Linked DNA regions of Mus musculus: regions 2 and 3 are each linked to region 1. The links are chromatin loops, found by intact Hi-C in ENCODE. Cell type or tissue: left cerebral cortex. All regions are shown on one strand. Links, peaks and the distances in the headings refer to the core of each region. The heading gives the core; the rest is flanking DNA.

Region 1 (6,343 bases), core at 848-5,847:
TGGAGATATGTTCACATGAGCAAGGTCCAGATAAAACCAGAGGCATTGGGTCATCTGGAGCTGGTGTAACAGGTATTATGAGTCAATGGAAATGGGTACAGGGAAACACATTTGGTTCCTGGGATCAGTAGTTACTCTTAACTGCAGAGTTATCTGTCTGGCTCCTTAGGAAAATATTAATGATTCATGTTTAATCCACAGTAGGTTTTATATTATCACATTATAAGTCATAGTTTTGTTTTTAAGCAATTTGGTTTCAATTTAAGGGGGGAAAGTTCATAAGCAAAGGTGAGCATCTAAAGGGTTTTTTCATATTTTCCTTTCTGACCTTGGAATGGAACTTGAAGGAGAGTTGAAGCTACTGTACCCAAGGAAAGTCCCCAGAAGGACTCAATGCTTAATGCAGTGAAACATTTCTGTTTTCTATAAAGATGACGGGATGCAGTATCAGAGGCCGCACTCTGCTTGGTTGCCCTGAATTTAGCTGAAGGTCACACCTAGTTTAAGAGATTAAAATCTGGCCAAGCCAGTCCCTGGGAATTGGAAGAGGGTCTGAGAACATTTTAAAGCTGAGAAGAGACAAATTTCACGCTCCTCTCATCAGAATCTTCCTTAGGCTCAAGGGTAAATTCCAGGTCCTTCTGTCTACACTGCTGTCTATCCTGATCACTAGCCATCCCGTAATAGGAAAGATCACCTGGGTTCAAGACGGAGATTCATGTGCAGCTCTATGAGAATGACAGTGTATCTTTGAAAATAGTCATCTATGCTATATTAGCCTGGCAATCAAACCTGATGCAAAGCTCATCTGTAGACTTCCTAGGATAATGCAACCAAGTTTTTAAACCTAAGCTGTACCTTTATGTCATAATTAGTTCTTCAGTTGTCTCAATCTTTTTTTTTTTTTTTTTTACTGTTTTCCTGTCAGTGCATTAACCAGATGAAAAGCAGGTAGGAAATCTGGAACCACAGTTATGCATGCTTCCTTCACTAGGATGGATTTTCCTCAGGGTTGTTTTATTAGATGACGACAACTGTAAGTTTTCCTTTCTCAGTGAGCCTTCCTTGAGCTACAGTATCCAAGTAGCTCTCTCCCCGCCTAGTCTCTTCTCTGATTGTTTGCAACCAAGCATTGCAAAGCCTCATATAATCTAACATCATTATCATGAGTCACAGCATCTGGCCCCTGGCCACCATCTTCAGATATCCCTCTTCTAAGGCTCCTCTTTTGCTTGCCTTTCAAAGTAGCTACTGTGATGTGCCTGGAGGCTGGCAGTTCTTCATCCTGAGCCTATTCACCCCCAAATATCAATAATTTGTTTCCTCCCTTTATCTGGTGCTCCTCTCAAATGTCACAAGCTCAAGGGGTCTTTCCTTGACTAATATATCTATGACGGTGTTTTGTTTTTTTTTCTTTTGTTCAGTTTTAGTTTTTCTCCAGCAGCCTCATTTCTGTACATTGTATCTCTCTCATAAGCATGCCAATGCCATTAGATTTTACCTATGGTACCATCACAGTGCTTAAAGAAGTGTTTGGAATGAGGCCGACACTCAATATTTTTTAGTCAATCAGTCCCTTACCATTTGTCTTCCCTAATAGATGCTTAGGATTCATAGAAATGGGAAACCTTTCTTCTTGTGGTCCTGTAGCACAGAGGTTCTTAACTTTCCCAACACTATGGCCCTTCAGTATAATTCCTCATGTGTGGTGACCTCCAACCCCACCCCGTGCCAGCCATAAAACTATTTTTGTTGTTACTTTATGACTGTAGTTTTGCTACTGTTATGACTCATAATGAAAATATCTGACATGCAACCCTTGTGAAAGGGTTGTTTGGGTTGTGGCCCACAGGTTGAAAATTGCTGCCATAATCTGTAGTATGTAAGAGGTAAAAAATGTATTTTAACATAATCTGTAGTATGTAACAGGCAAGAAATGTATTTTAACATAATCTGTAGTATGTAACAGGCAAGAAATGTATTTTAAATGAACAGATGAGTGACTTGTTTGTATGCCCCAAACAAGCAAGTAAACAAACAAACAAACTTTCCTAGCAGCTCTTGTGACAGAAATTAGAATTTTCATTTGTCTAGCTTCTCAATAGACACTGGTCCCAAAATAAAGTGTGACTTATATTACGGTCTCAATAAGTAAATGAATAATATCAAGAAACAGTTAAAAAAAAAAAGGAGTCTACTCTGTCCACAGCTACCCTGTGGTCTGCAATGCTGGCTGGTCCAATGTCATGATGGCAGTTTAACAGTTTTGGTATAGAGACAGATATGTGAAAACACTCCAGGCACTCTTTTTATTCCTTAGGGCTATCCTGGATCTTCAAGTCTTGTTTCCCAGACAGAAAATCAAGATGGGTGTGACTTCTAAGAGTCTTATTTTAAGTTATCCTATAGGAATTTGAGGCAAGTAAGTCTTAATTTCAACCCTGTAGCTTTGACTTGTTTCCTTAAAAACTTGGGCATTAGGAATTTGGGTCTCTGATATAGCTGTCTTTTGTGAGACTATGGCGGGGCCTAGCAAACACAGAAGTGGATGCTCACAGTCAGCTATTGGATGGATCACAGGGCCCCCAATGGAGGAGCTAGAGAAAGTACCCAAGGAGCTAAAGGGAACTGCAACCCTATAGGTGGAACAACAATATGAACTAACCAGTACCCAGGAGCTCTTGTCTCTAGCTGCATATGTATCAAAAGATGACCTAGTCGGCCATCACTGGAAAGAGAGGCCCATTGGTCATGCAAACTTTATATGCCCCAGTAGAGGGGAACGCCAGGACCAAAAAGTGGGAGTGGGTAGGTAGGGGAGTGGGGGGGAGGGTATGGGGGACTTTTGGGATAGCATTGGAAATGTAAATGAGGAAAATACCTAATAAAAATATTTTTTTTTAAAAAAAGGAATTTGGGTCTGATAATTGTGAAGCTGTGCAGCTTTAACAGTCTGAAATTCAGGTGTTCTGACTTGGGTCTCATCGTTCGGCCACCTACTGGAGACTTTAGGTCACTGCAAGCTTCTGGAGTTCCATTTGACACACTCTATGGCATATATATGGATTTTTTTTTCTACTCCTATGGATACTATGATGTTCATATTGACACCCCCCCCCAGCTGTGATACTGTCCAAATGGACTCTACATCCTTGATTCCAAAGGACACCAATTGAGAACCAAATCGCCTACTTAGAGGTAGCATAGCCTTAAGAATATTAATGTTTCTTTTCTGTAAATGAAAATCCTAGAAAAGAACCAGGAGTCCTAACCATACCTCCTCTGATTGCAGAAGATGCACTTGGTAGTTCCTGACACAAATCCCATTTCCTTCTTTCCTGTTGCCCACTAGTTACAATCCTCCTTAGGCCCGAGATGCCACATTCCCTTTAATCCCAGCACTCAGGAGGCAAAGGCAGGCAGATCTCTGAGTTCAAGGCCAGCCTGGTCTACAAAGCAAGTCCCAGGACAGCAAGGACTACATAAAGAAACCCAGTCTTGCTAAACAGGTGTGGCTGGTAGAGATCCACCAAGTGAATCTGGGAACGGTTCATAGCCACCGCCTTACGTGCTCCTTTCTAGCATCCTTGCTAGCTCTGCAGGGCCATAACCTCATAACTGTACCCCAGTTCCGTATGAAATCTGTATAACAAACAGTTCTCCATTTACTCCAGCTTCAGTTCACTATCACTAGTCTACATTGACTTTATACTCCATCACAAGTCAGGGATGATGAGAAATTCAAAGATGGGTTAAGAAATGGCTTCGTCCCTCAAGGAGCTTTACACATTGGGGGAGACTAAAGGAAAGAAGGATTGTAAATTATAAAGGCTTTGATGGAGCCAAAAGCTTTTGAGTGAGCAAATTTAGAGTGTATAACATGGGCCACCAACGTATCAAATGGCACTCTGGAAACTTGGAGTGACCCAAAATCGCCAGTAGGTGGCCAAACGCTGAGCCCTAAGTTGGGTTAACCGAATTACAGGCTGCTAACACTGCACATCTTCACAATTATCAGACCTTCATGTCCTAATGCCCAACCAAACCAGGACAAAGCTTAGAATCACATATTCCATCAACCTAATAAAATTACTTAACTTGGTGTACTATCATAGTGAATTAGAGGGAAGATAACTTCACGGACTTCTTACACACAGAGCACTTAAAGCCAGTGGTTCAATAATTCAGATGTTCCCATAGATAACCTGACTGGGCTTCCTTTGTTACTTACTCTACAGATCTAATCACAGAAGGACAGGTACCCTCTGAATATAAACAAGAACACACTTTAAATCTTGGTCTTCTCTAGATAGCTGACTGGGGTGTCCAAGGGCTAAGATAAACTTCCCCAAAGTGGACTAGTTGCATTGCTAATAGTAGTGGTGGGATGTAAATTTGCTTGAGTATGTTGTCTTCTTGGAGTGTTTGCATCTAACATAGTTAGAACTTGGGTTGTTTAATATAGTTAAACTTGGGGTGTTTAATGACTGTAATTCAGTAATGGGACAATAGAAGAGCTCATCACATTAAAACAGAAATAACTTGGGAAACCCATCGTTTTTAATAGCCTGCCATCTGTTTGGCTCTTACCAGCAATGGATTTATCCTGCTTAGTACAGATGATATTGGGACTAAAATCATAGATTATACGACGGACTTCTGAGCTCTTTACTCTTATTAATCTGTAAACGAACATTTCCCAACATAAAAATCAATTATTTTTCAACTCTTACCCTAAGTAAGGTTGCTATGGGCACCGCATAATATCCGTTCTGGCACCAACAGATTGAGTTAAAGTCACCAGAGATCTCTCCACATTAAGAACCTCAAATACAGTTTACCAGCTTTGCCACTGTGCTCGCTGTACGATGCTCTTTTTGCTTTGCTGGGCCGCTAGTTTAATCCTCCAGAAAGAGAAATTTTAGAGGGACAAGGACTAAATCATTTTCTTCTGAGCACAGCATTTTCAAATGACTGCACCGGGTCCTAAGCCCCGCCGCTGCGGACCCAGAGCTAGAGGTGCCCTCTCTCTGCAGAGCTGGGGACTCTGGAGCCCTAATAACTAACTGGACCTGGTGAGGCAGAAAGGAAACTCCCATCCACCGCCAGGTACTACTCGGGTGCACTCAGCAGGGCCCGATCCTAGAGAAAGGTTTGGAAAGGTTTGGAAAGGTTTGAGCAAAAGCTCTTTCCGTTTCAGCCAAAGAGTAGGACGCACAGGTCACAGGCTAGAAGTTAAACAGTTACCCAGCCTGCGCTTTGTCTCCGCGCCTTCTGCAGCCCAGGCACTGAGGTACACTTGACTGGTGAAGAACAAGGTTTGCTGGAGCAGGAGACAGGAGTTGCTACCTCCCTGGAACTGCAGGCTGAGGGAGTACCAAGACCAGAGCCGCAGCTCCGAGCGGGAAGCTGGAGCCAAGCCGGCTCGGCTCCGGATGCGGTGTCCCTGAGCCAGCGAAGGTTGCCCGAGCTCTGCTCTGCCCTTTCGCCCGAGGGCAGCGCCCTAGCCAGGCAGTCCCGCGGCTTTGCACCCAGCTTCCCAGCCAAGCGCCCTGCCGCCCTGGGGCGATCTCCCAGTCACAACAGCTGCACAGACCCCTCATCTCCAGCGCGGGGACAAACTTCCTCCCTTCGGGTCCCCGCGCCGGCAGTTGGCAGCTAGCTTCCCCACTGGTCCCTTAGCAAGCTCTGGCTGGGAGAGCTTTCTCTGCCCCTCTTCAACCTCCAGTCACCAGCGCTCAGCGGTCCCGGCGCATCCTCTCCAACAAAGCCGGGGCCCGGAGGCGACCCGGCGAGGGACCGAGACTGTCAGCTGAAACATTCGAGCCCTGGCAAGCACCTACGCCCCGGAGAGCGCAGCAAGAAGGGGCAGCGGGGACCAGGAGAGGAGAGAGGGGAAGAAAGTGTCCTGCTCCGGGCGCGAAACCCTCCTGGGCTGATCCTCCTCCCCCAGCTGCCCCTGCCCGAGCGCATCCTGCCTTCCCTGTGGGACTGGGCAGGGCGGAGGGCGAAGCGGTGCGGACTGTGTGGCCTGACGGACCAGCCGCTCCCTTACCTCTGTCCAGAGTAAGCGGCTGGACCACTGTCAATGTCGCCATGTCTGCCGTGGGAGCCGAAGTGACGCTCGGCTTCAGCATCAGCAACCGCTTGTAGTGAGAAAAAGAGGAGGAGATTGGGGGCGGGGGTGGAGAGGGAAGACGGAAAGGAGGGGGAGGAGGGGGAGGCAGGAAGGTGGTGATGGAGGAGAAGAAAGCTCGGGTGGGTTGGTAGCCAGATGGAGACTCAACTGTTCCGCCGCGGCGAATCTTCAGTGCGGCGCCAAGCAGGGCAGGTAGCCGCGAGC
Region 2 (6,343 bases), core at 661-5,660, 460 kb before region 1:
AACATTTTCTTGATTTTAGTTTGCGCAAACTATCAAATGAGTAGTTTCTCCATGCTGTAAGGCAGTCATGCTCAAGATTTTTTTCCACAGTCATTGTAAGTGTTTCTCTTTAGTGCAGGAACTTCCATGGGTCCCAATATGCAAGCAGAACTCCTCCACTACCAAAGTGAAGAATTTTTATCTGTCCATTAACAAAGCACACTTTGCATTTTAACACCTTTTTCAGTGACTTTCTCAATCCCAGCGTGAGAAAGGCAACTAATTTTAAGCAGATTATAAAAAGTAGACTGTGTTCTTGTGTTCAGGGCCGCTTTTTAGCATCTTATACAACTATAAAATCTGCAGTCGTGACTGCACTTCACGTAGTCTAAGTCTGTGCTCGCTTTCCATGACACCATTTGACCATAAAGAACTGGTACACAGTTTTGTTAGTCTTTTGAAATTTTGAAATTAGTATTTGTTAAGTCGCAATGGTTTTTACATACCAAGTAATTGCATTTTGAGAATCATATTGGCTTTCTTTCTCTTTAACTCACTTAAATTTTTACAAATGTTAGTTTTGTGGATTTGAGGTATACAAAATTTATATAAAATAGCCATTCAAAGTAGTTGTACATATGAGGGGTAAAGAATAATAAATGCCACAGCAAAATCCCACAATGTCCATGAAACGTAAATCTGAAAATAGTACATTGTAAAATTTTCCCTCTCCACATGTCATTTTGTCACCCTCTCAAAACCATGACCCTTTCTGGCTCTATTTAAACTGCTTTGCTATAATATAACACGAATTTGATGCCATCAAACCTCATTATTGTGTATTTTAGTATAGTTATTGTCATCTCATTTCATTTAAATTTGGATTTATGTTTATTTTTATTTATTGTGTAAGTGTGTGCAAGCAGGAATATCACAGCATGTGTCAGAAGACAAATTTCAGGTTTTCTTCTTCTTTTCTCATGACAGTTCCAGGGATAGAACTCAGATCATCAGCTTTGATGGCAAGCACATTTATCAACTGAGGCATCTTCCTGGGCCCCCTCAGAATATATATATATATATATATATATATATATATATACACATATATATATATATACATACATACATATATATACATATACATATATATATTCATAAACTGTTGCTTACAAATTGTATGCCCTTTTAATATTAGAACTCTCCATTTCCCTTCTTCATATCATAAATCATTTTGCATAACATCCTTCCTCTCAAAATATGTAAGTCTTGATTATGTACACATCAATAGGTGTTCTAAATTGGCAAAATAATTATATAAGATGATATTCTAGTGTTTGACATTTTCCTAAATCTGATTTTTTAAAAAGATAGATAAGATCTTCAAAGTGGTGAAAAATCACACTATATTATACCAGATAAAAGTTGTTCTTCTTTGGTGAATATTGAATACAGGGGGGATTCTTTTTTTTTTTCCACCCATGCTTCTGTCCTTTTATTTAGCCCAGTGATTCTCACCCTTTCTAATGTTTCTACCATCTTATACAGTTTCTTACATTGTGGTGACCCCCAACCATACAATTAGTTTTGATGCTACTTCATAACTGATTTTGTTACTGTTATGAATAATAATGCAAATTTTATCTGTGTTTCTGATGGTCTTAGGCAGCCCCTGTGAAAGAGTTGTTTAGTCCCCAAAGGGGTCACAACCCACAGGTTGGAAACCAATGTTTTAGCCTATGCTCATACCCTCATAAACTGTAATCTAGTTCTTACTTTTGTGATTATAAAAAGATAAATATTGAGATATGTTCTATGCTAAGAATATTAAGATATGTTCTATGGGGGTATGTCTTAGCGGGCCCATATCAAGGCATCCCTTCCCCTTGAGGGACCAGCCACAGGGTAGTATGGCATAGAATAGAGTTTATTTAGAGCCTGGGAAGGGGAGTTATGAGGGTAGTAGAGGCAGGGAAAGGCAGAGAGAGAGAGAGAGCCATGACTACATGGAGAGAGGTGGAGAGAGGGGGAAGGGAGGGGGAGCAGAGAGGGAGCAAGAGATCAAAAGACAAGAGGGCACAAAAGAAGGGAAAGGGAAGCAAGAGTCAGAGAGAGAGGAGGGGGCAAGCAGTACCTTTTATAGTGGGCTGTTGCCAGGTAACTCTGGGGAGGAGTATACCTGGCTATTGCCAGGTAACTGTGGAGGTGGAGTTTACACAGAATGCTAACACTTATCCTTTGAGTATTATATTTATTCCCTTATTAGATGTTTGCAATGGCATTCAAAGGGGCTCACATTAATTAGAACTCATTTCAGAAACTGATACTGAATATATAAACAAATATTTTCAGTTTGGCTGTAGGGATAGATTAATCGACAAACTTTATTATCTTTTCTTTGCTGTTCATTTCATTTTTTTTTTTACAAGATAAAAGAAGAACAACAACAGCTAGAACACATCCAAGAATAATTTGTTATTTGTGCGGTTTATCTTTGACTAGGACTGGAGTCCCAGTGAGCATCTGTCAAGGCAGAGTGACTAACTCTTCCCAGACGTTGTCTGGAAGTAGCTGGTGGAAGTTTTCAGCATTATGAAATCACGTGCATAGACTATGCTTCCGCTTTCATGGTACATTATTAAGGGCGCTGGGTGGAATTAAATTAGATTTGTTCATGCTGAAACCAATATTGCTGCATTCTGACATCAGACGGGAATGAAACTAAATATGCCTGAGCTATTTTGCTCATGTAAGCTGTGAAGTCCTTCTTTTTTTTTTTTTTTTTGCCAATCTAATAGACCCCTTTAACGTATACTCATTCTGTTGATTCTGGTCTTCTAGTGAACAAAAAGTGTTACAAAACCCTACAAGATAACATATTATTGGCCTATTTTTTAAAATATTTTTATTAGGTATGTTCCTCACTTACATTTCCAATGCTATCCCAAAAGTCCCCCATACCCTCCCCCCAACTCGCCTACCCACCCACTCCCACATTTTGGCCCTGGCGTTCCCCTGTACTGGGGCATATAGAGTTTGCCTGTCCAGTGGGCCTCTCTTTGCAGTGATGGCTGACTAGGTCATCTTTTGATACATATGCAGCTAAAGTCAAGAGCTCCCGGGTACTGGTTAGTTCATAATGTTGTTCCACCTATAGGGTTGCAGATCCCTTTAGCTCCTTGGCTACTTTCTCTAGCTCCTCCATTGGGAGCCCTGTGATCCATCCAATAGCTGACTGTGAGCATCCACTTCTGTGTTTGCTAGGCCCCCGCATAGTCTCACAAGAGACAGCTATATTAGGGTCCTTTCAGCAAAATCTTGCTAGTGTATGCAATGGTGTCAGCGTTTGGAGGCTGATTATGGGATGGATCCCTGGATATGGCCGTCTCTAGATGGTCCATTTCTTAAAGTGAACCCTAACTAACTGATTCTTTGAATGGAAAGGTCCAGAAATACATTCAGGAAACAGCCCAGTTCTCTGTCCTGTGTCTAGGCACCTGCACACTGTTTTTTATTAGGGTTGAAACTGCTTTAATGACAGTCCTCCAAACACTCAAGAAATACACACAGGTACAAAGACTGTAAGCATATTACATGCTTCAATATTCAAATACTTCTCTGTCTCTTTAAGAATGATTCATTAGACTATTCTCAGTTTTATATTGTGGGCATTGCCTGTGATTCCTTTGCAGTTCTTCCCCATATGGATTTCCACATTCTTTGCATTCTTTATGGGCAGTGAGCAGCCAGACAATGGAGATGCTAACTGCCTGTTGTCTGCCAGATTCTCCATTTGTATTTTAATTTCTCTGTTGTTCTATTAAGCTGACAATGGGTCACTATTCTCATAAGGCATATGCCTCACAGCAGCAGATGGCAGTTTTCACTGTGGCACTCACAGGAAATAAAGGTGAACCCAAAAAACATGCAGAATTTATAAGTTGCCATGTATCCAGTGAACTAAAATTATCAACTGTTAATATCGACGAAAACAACTATTTTAGTGCCCATTGACTCTGACTTTGTGGGATTTATGGACTTAGAGCTTGCCATGACTGGTGTCTTTTCCTGTATTCAAAACAAGATCTAGAAGAGTGTATTGATAATTTGGGTCCTTTATTATGCAGAAAAGTATTAAGGAGGCAAAAAGATATGCAATATGCATTATGTTAGTTTTTTATAAAGGAAGAGTGGCATTTTTTAAAAAATTCAATTACTTTTCTTGATGACTAACTTTGTCACAGTTTGGAATCTATCTAAGATATGTACTAATAATTTCATGTTTCTGAGGTTGTTTGCACAAAACCAGGATGTAATGTATTCCCTGTGCTTTAGAAGTCTGGGATGTTTGGATATAACATTACTCAGACACATACCACCTTTACTTCAGAGTTTAGAATTATCTTTCTGAGATTTTTCCTCTGTCAACTTTCAACTTCTCATATCTGCTAGGCAGAGCAAAAGAAATATCTTAGAGGGTCAGCACAAAAGATGAGAGTGTTTGGGGGCTGTTTTAAAGCAGGTACTTTGCTAAAGGCATTGGATTTTATTATTTGTGTCTTAAATGTTGTAGCCCCAAGTGAGGTTGAGTTTATGAACTGTAATAGAAACTGAAAATAGGAACTATTAACTGGCTTTCAGGTGGAATTCTGGATGAAGCCAATAGTTCAACATCCTGTGAACGCTAAATGAAAGAAAATATTTTGCTTTCCACTAAAAGATATGCTAATATTGAATAATAATTGTATTAGCTTACTTAGAGTACAATATCAGCATTATATGTGTGAACAGGTATGTGAATGCTATGTCAGTATATTTAAATAAAAAATGCTAGAACAAATTTCAAGGTATTTTTATTATAAGAAATCAGAACATCTAATACTGGCACACAGCAGTTTTAACACTGTAAATAACTAATAATTCAAGGCATATGCCTGCTCATACAGATAATACAAAGTTTTTATTTAAATGCAATTTCTCAATGAAGGAAGTATAGTTTTAGCACCATTTCTTAACCAAAAAATAGTTTCATAATAGACAACAAATAAAGAACCCAGAGAGCATGAATAAAGCTATTTCTGCAGATGGTGTGGGAGAACAGTTTTCCAAATGTTTCTGAAATAAATGTTGTAATAAGTAGCTTTTCATTAACCCGGAGAACATTCCAATCTAGTAGCGTTTCTCCAGGGATGGCTTTTTTAATTAGTGTTATGACTAAGAGAAACGAAAAGGAGGCTGCTGACCATCATCACGGTCAGCACTGGTAAATTCACTTTAGAGTTAATTAAAATCTACAGGATTAAAAAGAAAGGAAATAGCTATGTTTAGAGCCAAAAATCTCATTAGAGATGAAGGACTTAAACATGGATGCTGACAGCTTTGAGAAGGAGCACCGGTTTGCATGAACAGTGTATCAGTAATATTCCAGGCTTGGTCACATGTTGGTTAGGCAAGCCTGGGTTAATTGCCCAGTTGGAAAATAAGGACAATTATTCTTAAGAAGGTAAGGAAGCCTTATTAAAAATCAAGTGTGAAAATATTAGGGAATATGAAAAGTACTCAGAACCCAAGGCAGTATTATGATAAAATACCCACTATTTTCTGAATGTTCTTTTTTTTTTTTTTTTTTTTTGATAAAATACCAGTTAGTATTTTAAGAAAAAGTCCCTGCATGTGAAAACTAGAAGACATTGTCTTTGAATTGTAGTATTTGGATTCAATTAGCCTTTTCCAACATTTAAGCATCATTGGCATAGACTCCTGATCCAAACATATACAATCAAATAAAATATCCCTTTAAGTTGTGGGGTATCCTGGTCACAGTAAAGTCCGTTCAAGTGCAGATACTTGGTTAGTTATGATAGAAGACTTCTGCTAAGAACCTGACGTGTCTCGAGGGAGAAGGCTTAAAAATGCAACCATAGATAGCTGCATCACCACGTGGAAACTAAACAGTTTGGGCACTTATTATACACCAGCATGGAATTGTGTATCTAGGTGGCTACACTGAATATGTGCATGTCCCAAGTGCAGGTTTAGGCTCAGAGTGGCTCAGACCTCATTACACGGTGCAATTTTAATCTAGTTTCTAACTTTAAGGTGGGTGTGAAACTTTAGCTTCTGTCTGCCTCATTTTGAGGTGAGTGTTTTGTCTTCCACAATATTTTAATAGTTTTGTCTTTTTAAATCTTTCTTTCCTTGTGATCCCTCAAATGTGCTTAGAAGTAGGGAGATATAACTAACTAAATAAATAAATGGAACTGAAATATATTATGAGAATAAAAATTTATTTCAGATAGAAAAAACACAAATCAAAGAAACAATAAAGGGATATATATATATATATATATATATATATTCTAAC
Region 3 (6,343 bases), core at 661-5,660, 340 kb after region 1:
TTTTTTTTTTTTCTTAATTTGGAATCTCCTGTAGACTCGCTGAGTTATTGGCATTTGCCTGATAACATCTCTTAGAAAATTAATATACAGTCCTTTCTATGATTTTACTGTCTGTTATCGACACACCCAATTTTACGATTTAGTTTCTCATGTCTTTTTAGTGAGGAAAGCTCGCTTTTAAACACTGTTAGAAATAGAATGTGACATGTTTTAGCAAGAAGTAATTTGTGATGCACTCTACAGCGCATGACTTTTAATGTTATTATTGTATTAACTTGATATTAAATGGCTATAATTTGGGATAATCAGAAACATGTTTCAGTGTGTTTCAAAAGAATTGATATCAATATATATCTTTATTTATACATATATATCAACCTACCTATATATATTCATATTTCTGGGTCTGTTTAATATTGCTTGTGTGTATACAATGTTAGGACTGAGTATTTGGTATTGGATAACCAATTAGAAGGCTAAATAAAAATTTAAAAGGGTATTAAATTAGTAAACGTGAAATCAGTAGATAGTCTATGAAAAATTCCTGTCAGAAATAGCTGCAAAGAAATTTGTTCTTTCTGTCCTTTGTAAGAGAAAATGGAGCTGTCCCATAGATTTTATAAATTTAAAAGGACGTTATTATTCTTGCAGATCCCTGAACAAGAAATAGCCTTCTGTGACTGTGTAGTAATAAAATCTATTTTAAACACTGATTAATCTTTCAAAGCCTAGCAAGGAGCTGGAGAACTGAGAACCCTGGAGGAAGTTCAGAGCGCTCCCCTGAAAACTGTGACGTAAAATCTCTAGTTCAGGGTTAGTGTGGCAATATGAGGTGGAGCCAGCATGAGGCCTTTCTCTCAGCTCGCTCTTATGCTGTAGACAGTGTTCCTGGGAAAGAAGTTGGACTCTGAACCTTCATTCTTTCATGTGTAGCTAAAGTTTCCATTTGTTAATTAATCTAATCATATCGCTGGTAGTGTGGGAATCCACTCTCAATACGGAGCCTGGGCAGCCCAGGGCAGCCTCTTTGTACATCTCTCTCAGGAAAGAGCAATCTGATCAAGTACCCTGTTTTCAACAAGAAGGATTACACCAAGATAATCGAATATATTGTTGTGTAGTGCTGTGTCCTCTCTAAAGAGCCCCAGCAATTTCAGTTCCCCACAATGTTAAATGACTATTGTATGTAAGTAGTGACACAATTTCTGGTATATCGTGAGGATCCTGATGAAGATCCTGAACAACTGTAAGCACGTTGTAGAATACGCCAGTGGGAGAGGAACTGGAAAAGCATCCTCCTCCCTCCTGCTGTGGAGACCAAAAGACATAGAGAATGATTGATTTAAAAAAAAAATAACATTAAAGAAATTATTAAGGTTTTGCAACAGAAATTATCATTCCCCTCTTTTCTTCATGCCCTCCAGTTTTCCCATATGAACCCCTATGTCTCCTCTCTTTCCCCTTAAATTCTATTAAATTCATGGCATCTATTTCTATGATCATCATTGTTATATATGATCAATATTGTTATATATATGTGTGTGTGTACATGTGCATATGTGTATGTAAATATAAATACAACATAATGAGTCTGTCTAATGTTGCTTGTATGTAAAATTCTTTAAAATGTGCCCTCAAAAACTTGATTATGTTTCCTTCAGAACTTACGGATCTTATAAATTCAATAAAGTGGCCTATATAAAAGTGGCCATATTTGGAACAACAATGACAGCTATTTACCAAGAAAGTTAGTTGTGTTTTAAGTAGCATTCTTGTCTTAGCTCCTTAATGCAAGTCCATTATCAGTGCTTCATTGGCTTCACATGGAGGAAAAGCTTTCACTGTCCTCCTTGTGGGGTTTTGATTGATTTCTTGATCTCAGATGTTGTCAACATGCATTTTTGATGCTTTTCTCTTAAATTGTCCATTTAAAACTGCCATTTACGATGCAAATGTCATTAGTAGAACAACTAAGAAAGCCTCCCCTCTTCCTTTCTTGTTTCTACTGAATGGTTGAATGACATCATATTTTATCCAGTATTATAATGTACTTTATTTAGAGCTGACACGACATTCCGGAAAAATGAAACATTGTGATATTATATTCCAGGGGACTGTATGACTTATCCACAAATTATCTTTGGCTTTTAAAAATAATCAGCAGTTTCCTAACCAGATCAACATGTATCCCCATTAAAGATAGAAAAGCGAAGCAACTGGATGATAATTGGTAAAAAGTACACTGGAGAAGTTTTAGTATTTATATTTGGTTACCTGTATTGTCTTACTAGTTACACAACCAAATACCTGAAAGAAGTATTCAATAATGACCTTTGAATAGATCATAGCATCTTACAAATTAAGTTTCAGATGTTTGGAGCACTATTGAACACATTGTTGATGACCATTAACTCTAGATAACCAAGTAAAATGGCCATTCTTCATTCATCCAATCAAATAGACACTATCTAGCCTACCTGTATGTAAGTTGCTCTGGGTAAATATTCTGTTGTCAAGACTGGCAAGCAACTATAGTAACTACCTAAGAAAATCAGGCACTAAGTTATGTCTATATTTTCAATATATGGATTTTAAAAGTAAGATTCTAAAAAAAAAAAATTGTGAAGCAGTTTGGAATGTCTCCAGACAGAGAATGAATTCCTTTCTTAAAGCACTAATTTAGCATGCATTATTTTCAGTTGTGAGCATGGAAATTCTTACAACCCAGGAGTTTAGAGAAGGGATGCACTCATGACTTGTATATCCAAACAGGACCATGTGAGGTCACACATTGGATCTGTACCAAATGATTTTGTTTATCTTGAGTATTCTGAGTGTTTTGAAAAAAGAAACTGCAGTTTCACTATGACTTCATAAAAATAAAACCAGTAAAACAGCAACAGTAACAAAAATCACGTGGATCTTAAAGGTGGCACACTCCTCATTCTGTTGTGTTTTGTTTTATTCTGTCTTTCTGGCTTTTTATTCTACTTTGCCAACTCTCTCTCTCTGTCTCTCTCTCTGTCTCTCTCTCTCTCTCTCTCTCTCTCTCTCTCTCTCTCTCTCTCTCTGTCTCTCTCTCTCTCTCTCTCTCTCTCCCTTTGTGTGTATCTCCATTAGATATTGGGGTTTCTTATGTCCTTCAAACTTTCTTCTTGCTACTTTCTTCCTAAATAATCTGATCTATGTCTATAACTTCCGTTGTCATCTTTGCATGGATCAGAAGTAAATGTGATATTTAGATCGTGAATCTTCTTGGATCCCTGTATACAACTAACTCTTTTACTTGGGTGTCTTGAAAGCATCTGAAGGGACTGGCTGTCTCTCTGGTGTTTTTTCCTAAGTACCTTTTATAACAAATATGCCACTTTGGTACTGGTGAGTCAGGGATGTTGTGCATATGTGAGGGCACAATCTATATGGGAAGTTTCTACTTTCGGCTTAGTTTATTATAATTTTATGGCTGCTGTACAAAATGTGCTTTAAAATTTCACTCTGACCTTATGCTGCCTCTTCCTGAAGTTGCTGCATTCTTTCCCAGTTTTGCTAAAATAAAGGTTGAGTTAAGATCCCTAAAGAGCTCCCATTTAATAGGTAGCTGCTTCTCATCTACTGTCGTCACCAATGTCTTTCTGTGTTCTCCAGCCTCACCCACTTCTTCATCTGAATGCATGTTGCATAGTTTCGCTGAGATTTTCTCCTCCTCCTTATGTGGTAAATGTCTATCCATATATTCTTATCATCATCTGCTAAGGGATGAGGTCCATATTCTTGGGCCTAGATAACACATTTCCTTAGAAGCTGTATCCCTTTTCAATATACACGTTCATAAAAATCAAGCAAACATCTTCCCTGGTGGACTAAGCTCCATTAAATGATACTCTATGTATTTCTGCTCTTCCTTGAGCTTGCTGTATTAACACTGTGGTTTAGAAAGCATCCGATATTAGTCAAATGCATGAATAGAAGATAGAAAAATCTCTAGGGAAGGAGCTTTGTATTCAGATTATTGGCTGCTCTTTCTTGTTAGACTGGTGAGAAACCTGAAATATGAATCAATCTCAGAGGAGGACATAAAAGTAAAACAGGTACAGTTTTATAAGTCCCACCTTAGCATACCCTTAAACTACAGGCATTTATGTCCTGTGGTAGATCAATCTGTGTTCCTAGAGAGATGGCTGTATTGTTCTGTATAGCCTAGAGAGCTTAGGGGACCACTATATGTTGTGGTGCATACCTTTAATCCCAGCACTCAAGAGGCAGAAGCAGGCAGATCTCAGAGTTGAGGGCCAGCATGATAAACAGAATAAGATGCCTGACAGCCAAGGTAACATAGTAAAACCTTGTATCAAAATGAAAGGAAGGAAGGAAGGAAGGAAGGAAGGAAGGGAGGGAGGGAGGAATTACTTCCTATAGTGGTGATAATCTGATAACAGGACTACTCTTCATGACAAACCTCCCGTAAGTGCTAGAAAATCCTCTCTAGGTGGAAGGACAACCCACTGAGGAGAATACTGTTTATTCCTCAAAAATCAATCTACTCCCTCATCTTGGGACATCCTTATTAGGTAGGCGTCCCTGAAATGAAGTCAAATACACTCAAGGTTTCCCATTCGAGATGGCCCGTGTGCATTGTTTGCGTGCGGTACCCACAGCACGGCACGTTCTTTGATTTCGTTAATAAGCAATTAAGAAGCAGCAACAAGTTACTACTTTTCTGGGTAAGCTAAGCAAATTGTCTTTGTCTCCTTCAGCTCTTAGGAACAATCGTGGGAATCTGAACTGTTCACCTCAGATGCTGTGACATGAACCGGTTGGGAATTTCTGGACAGCAGCTCTGAATTTCGTCATTCTTTTTCTTACGTGTTAAGATTATAAGTGTATATGTCATCTAACGGCAGGTCTTTTCTCATTACAGTCAGTCCTCTCACACGGCACTGTGGCTGACTGCGCTGTGGTTGGCAAGGAAGACCCCTTGAAAGGTCACGTCCCCTTAGCACTCTGCGTGTTGAAGAAAGGTGAGGCATGTTTGTCATCTGTTACTGTTTGGCCCTAAACGAGTGGCATTAATTTGGTACTTAACGGCTCAACTTTCTCCCTAGACGTAAATGCATCAGAAGAACAAGTTTTGGAAGAGATTGTGAAACATGTTAGGCAGAGCATTGGCCCTGTGGCTGCTTTTCGAAATGCGGTTTTCGTCAAACAGTTACCCAAAACCAGGTCTGGCAAAATTCCACGGTCTACACTGTCTGCCCTGGTTAATGGCAAGCCTTATAAGGTAAATGATTTAGAATCTTTAATGCTGAGTCCTGCAATAATTTTCACAATGTCTTTGGCACCAGGAAAGCTCTATTGGATTAAAGTTTTCAACATGAATTTTATCTACACCAAGCCATCTTCATTCTCTATGAGGAGAGCTTGAGAAAGAAGCATTGGTTAAAACCACGTGCTTTAATCATAGGAACTGTTGTGTGAACATTGCTTTCAGCAGTTTTATAAACTTCAAACAGACTTGCAGAAATTCATTCCTTTGAACTAAATGCACACATTACTTGATTTCAGTCACTAATGACCATCCACGATGAGAAAGTGAAGTGTTTGAGAAGTCTAAAATGTTCTAACCTATCACTTCTAATTATTTTTACTATTTTGAGGGAAATCATTTTTGGAAACTTTAGACTGATTCAAGCACATATATATGTCAATGTCAAGGCATGTTATTGGCGTAGAGATCTATAATTTCATCAAAAATTTATATAATAATAATAACTTTCTAAGCAATTTTCAGAATAAATAAAATGCTGGAGAAATATGTAGAAATACGAGCAATTTTGCTAAATAAATTCTTTCCTTCATTATCCTAAAAGATCAGTATTTAAGTATTTGGCTTGAAGTTCCCTATTTTACAGGTGTTTTATGAAATAACTGGGGGTATAAATTCTTTGCACCTATAGTCCCAGTATTTAGGAGGTAAAGCAAGGCAGATAAGGAACCCAAGGCTGAGTTTTCATACCCAAGACATTTGAAGCCAACCTGTACTCCATGAGACCCTATCTCAAGAAAAAAAATCAAAACAAATAAAAATCAACAAAAATGAATGGTGAAACAACGCATGTCACTGTTTGTTGTACAAAGTCACAGCAAAGTTCACGGGAGGACGCGCATCTGACACTGCCTATTTATTTCCAGGTGACCCCTACGATTGAGGACCCCAGCATTTTTGGTCACATTGAAGAAGTGCTGAAGCAGGCTGTGTGATTTTTGCTTCCTACGTTCAACCACTTGGTCTTAACTTTCTAGCTGGATTTAAGTCATTTATTTTCTATAAATGAATACTTGAAAC

What was found. A loop is a pair of places that touch in the nucleus more often than their neighbours do. Peaks named below come from ENCODE experiments on the same cell type or tissue, not always from the same donor. Only the 100,000 strongest peaks of a DNase experiment are listed, where the experiment ranks them.
Region 2: a loop joins it to region 1, with 2.4 times the contacts of the local background. A loop is called at or near these places in 2 of 42 quality-filtered maps.
Region 3: it touches region 1 in a loop (6-fold over the local background); 8 of 42 quality-filtered maps call a loop at or near these places.

Annotation. Positions count from the first base shown.
Region 1 is chr10:107,271,655-107,277,997 of GRCm38, reverse strand. It overlaps Lin7a (lin-7 homolog A (C. elegans)), which reads right to left and starts at 6,167. Exons shown (of 6, transcript NM_001039354.1): 1 at 6,056-6,167. The coding sequence starts at 6,137. In left cerebral cortex, for the core only: CTCF peaks have their summits at 3,003 (motif pointing left), 3,949 (motif pointing right) and 5,047; DNase peaks (open chromatin) are centred at 5,130, 5,251, 5,290, 5,619 and 3 more places; H3K4me3 peaks cover 1,897 bases; H3K27ac peaks cover 1,342 bases.
Region 2 is chr10:107,731,914-107,738,256 of GRCm38, reverse strand. No RefSeq gene overlaps it. Among named protein-coding and RNA genes, the nearest start is that of Ptprq, 15 kb to the right of the region's middle. In left cerebral cortex, for the core only: no CTCF peak of the experiment used is centred there; a DNase peak (open chromatin) is centred at 2,559.
Region 3 is chr10:106,936,079-106,942,421 of GRCm38, reverse strand. It overlaps Acss3 (acyl-CoA synthetase short-chain family member 3), which reads left to right. Exons shown (of 16, transcript NM_001142804.2): 14 at 4,919-5,018; 15 at 5,103-5,278; 16 at 6,190-6,343. The coding sequence ends at 6,258. Among named protein-coding and RNA genes, the nearest start is that of Acss3, 180 kb to the left of the region's middle. In left cerebral cortex, for the core only: no CTCF peak of the experiment used is centred there; DNase peaks (open chromatin) are centred at 3,437 and 3,586; H3K27ac peaks cover 565 bases.